Regions from separate parts of the Homo sapiens genome. Here region 1 is linked to region 2. The links are chromatin contacts, found by Hi-C or POLR2A ChIA-PET in ENCODE. All regions are on one chromosome and are shown on one strand. Each heading gives the region's core, a stretch centred on a gene start or an enhancer-like site at or near the end of the contact. The rest is flanking DNA. Distances are from core to core; before and after follow the strand shown. Region 1 overlaps CDH13 (cadherin 13). Region 2 overlaps CDH13 (cadherin 13).

What was found. A loop is a pair of places that touch in the nucleus more often than their neighbours do. ChIA-PET counts read pairs that join two places held with the same protein, here RNA polymerase II (POLR2A). Pooled maps may share reads with other maps.
Region 1: a loop to region 2 is called in a map with no recorded cell type, with 11 times the contacts of the local background. The contact joins two enhancer-like sites. A Hi-C loop is called at or near these places in 1 of 168 maps with a recorded cell type or tissue (ovary), 2 of 37 single-sample maps with no recorded cell type and 1 of 50 pooled maps. POLR2A ChIA-PET finds 5 or more read pairs at or near these places in 1 of 52 experiments (H1).

What each region holds. Positions count from the first base shown.
Region 1 is chr16:83,743,415-83,746,114 of GRCh38, reverse strand. The region is part of intron 10 of CDH13 (cadherin 13); the gene reads right to left. All of the region lies in intron 1 of CEDORA (CDH13 antisense oligodendrocyte and neuron associated lncRNA), which reads left to right. Among named protein-coding and RNA genes, the nearest start is that of CEDORA, 28 kb to the left of the region's middle. Within about 2 kb of position 1,379, at least 4 of the 41 ENCODE cell types and tissues checked have a DNase peak (open chromatin) inside an H3K27ac peak, as active enhancers do.
Region 2 is chr16:83,688,321-83,691,020 of GRCh38, reverse strand. All of the region lies in intron 10 of CDH13 (cadherin 13), which reads right to left. All of the region lies in intron 1 of LOC124900603 (a long non-coding RNA gene), which reads left to right. Among named protein-coding and RNA genes, the nearest start is that of CEDORA, 83 kb to the left of the region's middle. Within about 2 kb of position 1,313, at least 2 of the 41 ENCODE cell types and tissues checked have a DNase peak (open chromatin) inside an H3K27ac peak, as active enhancers do.

The sequences.
Region 1 (2,700 bases), core at 130-2,629, 55 kb before region 2:
TGTTACCGTGGCATTACTAATTTATTATAGTAGGTATAATATCCCCACTTACAGATGAGGACTCTGAGGCACAAACCAACAGCTACGCAAATCGTAGAGTCAGGACGTGGGCCCAGGTGGTCTGACCTTGGAGCTGCGACCCTGAACCCACACTCAAAACTGCTGCTTCCCAGCTAACTTAGTGACTCAGGGTGGGTGGTCAGCAGGTATGTTTCACCTGAAGGATCTTACTTCGAAGAAGATACGAATTCTGAGAAAAGGTGGCCTCTGAGGATAGAGTTAAGTTGAATCGAAGTGTGGTGGGTGGGATTATTCAGATGTAGGTGGAAGCCAGAGGGATGCCTCCTGTGTGGCCAAGGAGAAGAAGAACTGCCCTTGTCCATGACTTAAAGGTCATCTTGGGGGCTGCAATGGGATTGTTACCTGGGGGAGGCTGTGGTCACTGAAGAAGGGATGGTCAACTTGGGTTGTTGAGAAGGGGAGCCAGGGAATAAGAAATTGCTGGCTGACAAAGGGAATGGGCATCTATGCAGTCACCACAAGCCTCATGGCGACCCAGGACAGACAGCAATTCACCTACCACCCTCGCCTGGCCACCATCCAGAGCCCCTCCGAGTGTTCCCAGCCTCTCCTGGAGTCTCAGAACCAATCATCTGGAGGTCTTTGGGCTTCCAGTCAGCATTGACAGATGCTCTGATACAGCGCTGTTGTAAATTTAATTCACACAGAGGCGGTCTGGGTTGGTATCAATCCTTTTTGTGTTGGGGTCATGTGAACTGACCTGAGAATCAAATCAAGTTTTTGTCCTGCAAAGTGGATGTACCAGACCCCCAAACTGCAGAAGGACGCCAGGAGAGGCTCCTGCTGATGCTTCCTGGAAGGCGTCTGGCCTGTTCTTTCCTAAAACAGCCTCGGGGTGCAGCCTCCCTTTAATATTAATAGTAACACAGCTGCAGCAGCATCGAGCCTTACATTGCGCCGGCTGGACACCGCTCCAGGAGCTTCCAGCATCTATGCCTTCAGCCCTCACACCAGCCCTGGGAGGTTGATAATATTATTCCTCCCCTTTTACAGATGAGGAACTGAGAGGCCTAGAGATATGTGAACTTTGCCAAGATCATTGGCTAATATGGGGCATGGTTGGGATTCGCAGGCTGGATCTCTGGTGCCAAGGCCTGCTGTCACCCTCTGCTGCTTCCCCCCAGCCGTTCACATTGCCAGCATCACATGAGTGTTAGAGTCATGGACTCTGGAGAGGAAAGGACCTGGGTTCTAACAGTGAGCCTGGCAAGCTACTTCTCTGTGTTTCTACTTCCTCCTCTGTGACTCGGGGACAGTCCCAGTGGTGTTCTGGGGTAGCTGTGAGGGCAAACTGAAGCTGACACAAAGGGCTTGGTCTTGTGCGGGGCGCCCTCGGGGGAGCCGTTGCAGAGTCAGGCTATGGGTGTGTTAATGGCTCACTGGGGTCATGGCCCTGTGTGTCCTCCCTGATGTGACTCACACGGTCCCCTGGAATGTTTCAGAAACATCCGACTCAGCAGAGCCTAGGGGAACAATGTTTTGATGCTGCAACTGTGACAGGGGACAGATGGGGAGAACGGATGAGGCGAACGCAGGGCTTCCACATGCCCTTGCTGCTGCAATGATCCTTTCACTATTTTGTGAAAACAGAAGCGATGAATTACTCATGAGAATGAACTGCTTTAAAAACACCAGGCTTTCATTTAAAGAGTCATTTATGCTTCCACCTGGCAAATTTTTACTGTTTCAAGACCCCACTCATACGTCTCCTCTCGTTCATCCAGTGTGACTTTCCCAGTAGAATTAATCACCTCACTAGGTCTGTGCGAGGCACATGCACTGGTAAAAATGCCTTTGGGAGCCTAACACGGGCCCTGACGGCTCTGCCATCTCCACTAAACTCTAAGCTCCTTGGTGTCAGGATAGGTAAAAGTTGGTCAATAGACACACAGAATGCTTCCTTGGGCCCAGCTTGGTGCTAAACCCTTTAAGAGCATCACTACATTTATTTTTGTGACTCATGACAACCTGATGAAGTGGGTATCATCCTTGTTTTAAGGTTGAGGTAACCAAGAATCAGAGAGGCTTAGCAACTTGTCAAAAGCGGCCCAGTTAATAAGAGACAGAGCTGGAATGTAGCACCAGCATGCTGGATTCCAGGGGCTGGGCTTCTCGGTACACAGTGTTTTTCATGCCTAAGGCTGGGGTGGTGTGCTCTGCACCCCCAGGGCCGAGTAGAGTGCCTGGACGCAGACGGTGCCCGGTAAAGGTTTATTACATCTTTTCTCCTTCTGTTGGAACAATCATGGGGATGGAAAAAGCAAAGAAAAAAAAAAAAAAAAAAAGAAAAAAGAAAAAAGGCAACTCATCAGGTAGCAAGTTTCCTGTTGATCCAGGAGTGATTGGTAGTGGTTCAACATATTTGAAATAATGAAAGTTTTAAATGAACCGCATTCTATTGCCTGATTACTCAACTCAGTTTAGAAGATAAATAAAAACTGAATTAAATAAATTTGGCTTTCATGTTTGGCGTACAAGCAATGCTCTTTGATGCTCCCTCTGTCATTCCTTTTTTGTCCCATGATGCCATAATTTTGTTGTACAATTAGCATGTTTGCTTGTTTCTTGTCAAAGAAGCAGTTGTATTCAATAAAATGCTTAGAGACATGAACTCGGAGG
Region 2 (2,700 bases), core at 64-2,563:
GCCTGGCCCAGTGGTTCACACCTGTTATCCCAGCACTTTGGGAGGCCGAGGCAGGTGGATCACTTGAGGCCAGGAGTTCCAGACCAGCCTGGACAACATGGTGAAGCCCCATCTTTATTAAAAATACAAAAATTAGCTGGGTGTGGTGGTGCATGCCTGTAATCCCAGCTACTCCAGAGGCTGAGTCACGAGAATCACTGGCACCTGGGAGGCAGAGGTAGCAGTGAGCCAAAATCGTGGCACTGTACTCCAGCCAGAAAGACATAGCCAGACTCTGTCTCAAAAATAAAAACAACAACAACAAATTCAGTGTCTGCAGCTTCTCACTGCCTGCACTGCAACCATCCCTGCCCAGACCCATATGGCCTCTTACCTGGATTACTATGGCTACCCTACACTCCAGTCCTCTGCTCTGCCTCTGTCTCCCTTTCCCTTAATTGCCCCCTTTCCTAATCCCACTAGCATGCTTAACACTTTCCCCATCTTCTCCGGAGCATCGGCCTCATTTCCCACCATCCCCCAACTTGCTGTGCGCTGGGCACAATCCTGCACACTCTGCCTCGGGGCCTTCCCACTTGCTTCCTCTACCTGGACCTCTCCACCCGGGATAGCTGTGTGGCTCACCTCCACTTCCTCCAATTCTTCACTGAAGCATCACAGCACTGGTGAGGCTTCTGCTGACCCTCTATCTAGAGTGATGGCTCCCCTCCTTCCTTCTCTGCTTCCTTTCTTTGCATTAATCACCAGTTACTATGCTACTTATTGTATTTATTAATTCTCTCATTCATTTTCTCTCTTCCACAGGAATATGATTTCGATGATAACAGATTTCTTTTTCTTTTTTTTGAGACGGAGTTTTTGCTCTTGTTGCCTAGGCTGGAGTGCAGTGGCGTGATCTTGGCTCACCACCATCTCCGCCTCCCGGGTTCAAGTGGTTCTTCTGCCTCAGCCTCCCAAGTAGCTGGGATTACAGGCGCCCGGCTAATTTTGTATTTTTAGTAGAGATGGGGTTTCACCATGTTGGTCAGGCTGGTCTCAAATTCCTGACCTCAGGTGATCCACCCACCTTGGCCTCCCAAAGTGCTGGGATTGCCGGTGTGAGCCACTGCTCCCGGCCAACAGATATTTTTAATTGTTTCTGGGGCTACTTTATCCCCCAATGCCTAGAAAAGCACCCAGTATGTTGCAGGTGTGGGATGAATGAATGGAGAGAGAGGTTTTCCGGTCATAGCCCTAATCCAAATCCCCAGGTCCTCCTTTCACATGTGCAGCCTACACTCAGGGACCCAAGAATACTTAGAAGCAGCCATATAAGGTCGGATCTTCTAGTGAGATTCCTGCCAACGCTATTGGAATGCATGAGGAAATCCCCAAATTAAGCATTTGTAGGAGGACTGTAGTTTAGAGCCTCATCACTTGAAAATACAAGCTTTGAGATTCATTTGGAAAGCAGATTGGGAGCAGATGATGAAATGCATTTCTTGAATTAGTTACATGACTCACTGCCTGTGGTTTCATTACCCGTGTTAGGGTTAATGCCATGATAAGCTCCTCGTGCTTGCTGGCTGACTGGTGTTAGTGATTGATAGACAAACTCAGATAATAAATCAGCTATTTTCCCTATGCAACTGACTTCTGTTGCAATCCTGAAATGTGTGGCTTTTTCAATCAGTGCTATGTTAGTAGCTTATATAGCAATCCTTATCTATTTCAAATGGGTTTATTAAAAAAAAAGCTAAGTAGATTTAACAGCTTAGAAAATATTGGTCAAGGAACAATATTAACATTTGTCAATATTTTCTATATTGGTTCTGAGGATTAATTTCTAAGGCTGACAAGAAGGACCCTGATAATTATATTCAAATATAGCCAATTTGAAACCATGTTTTCAATAATGAAAGTCTGGCCTATGGCAAATTTATAACAACATATGTAGATGGATGTTAAAAAGGTGGTCGATTTGTAAAATAGCCTTTCATCCATTTACCCAAACGGCCAGATGTTTCATATTAGCCAAACTGAGCACCTTTAATTGACATGAATAATGAAAATCTTCAGTCTCTGGATCATTATAAAAGCCAGGATTCTATTTTTAGCCAGTGAAGCCCTTAAAACTTTAAAAATCCCATAGTTTAATTTGTGAGGCTTTGTTTCCCCCAGCATCTTCATAACAGAACATCTGACCACTAAAAACAAGAGTCATCTGTGCTAATATATTTGCATAAATAATTAAAAATTCCACAGCAGAATAGGCAATAAAATGTATTGCTACCATAAACTTACAATGGAACAACACCGCTTTAATTAAAAATTACAAAGACACCACTGTAAACAATCCATTTACATTTCAAACTCTGTGTTTGTTGACTTAAAAAAGAAAAAAATCTTAACTCATTAAAAACAAGAACCAAAAAAATGACCTCATCCCAGATCCTGTTATTGAGGTCAGTAACCACATTTAATTAAGATGAAGTGTTAATAATATAGTTTAGAAGATGAAGGCCTTCTCTTAATTTCCCCAGGTAGAAATGTTACAATTTGGCCTTTAACTTCTGATTAAAATTTAAAAGGTGGGAGTCACCCCAATTTAAACTCTTAAATCTGGTTTTGAAACCTGGTTTTGGGATTAGAAATCCTCCTTCCTCCCAATAAATGGTAGGCTACTACATATTTTTGAACCCCTGTGTTTCTGAGAATGCC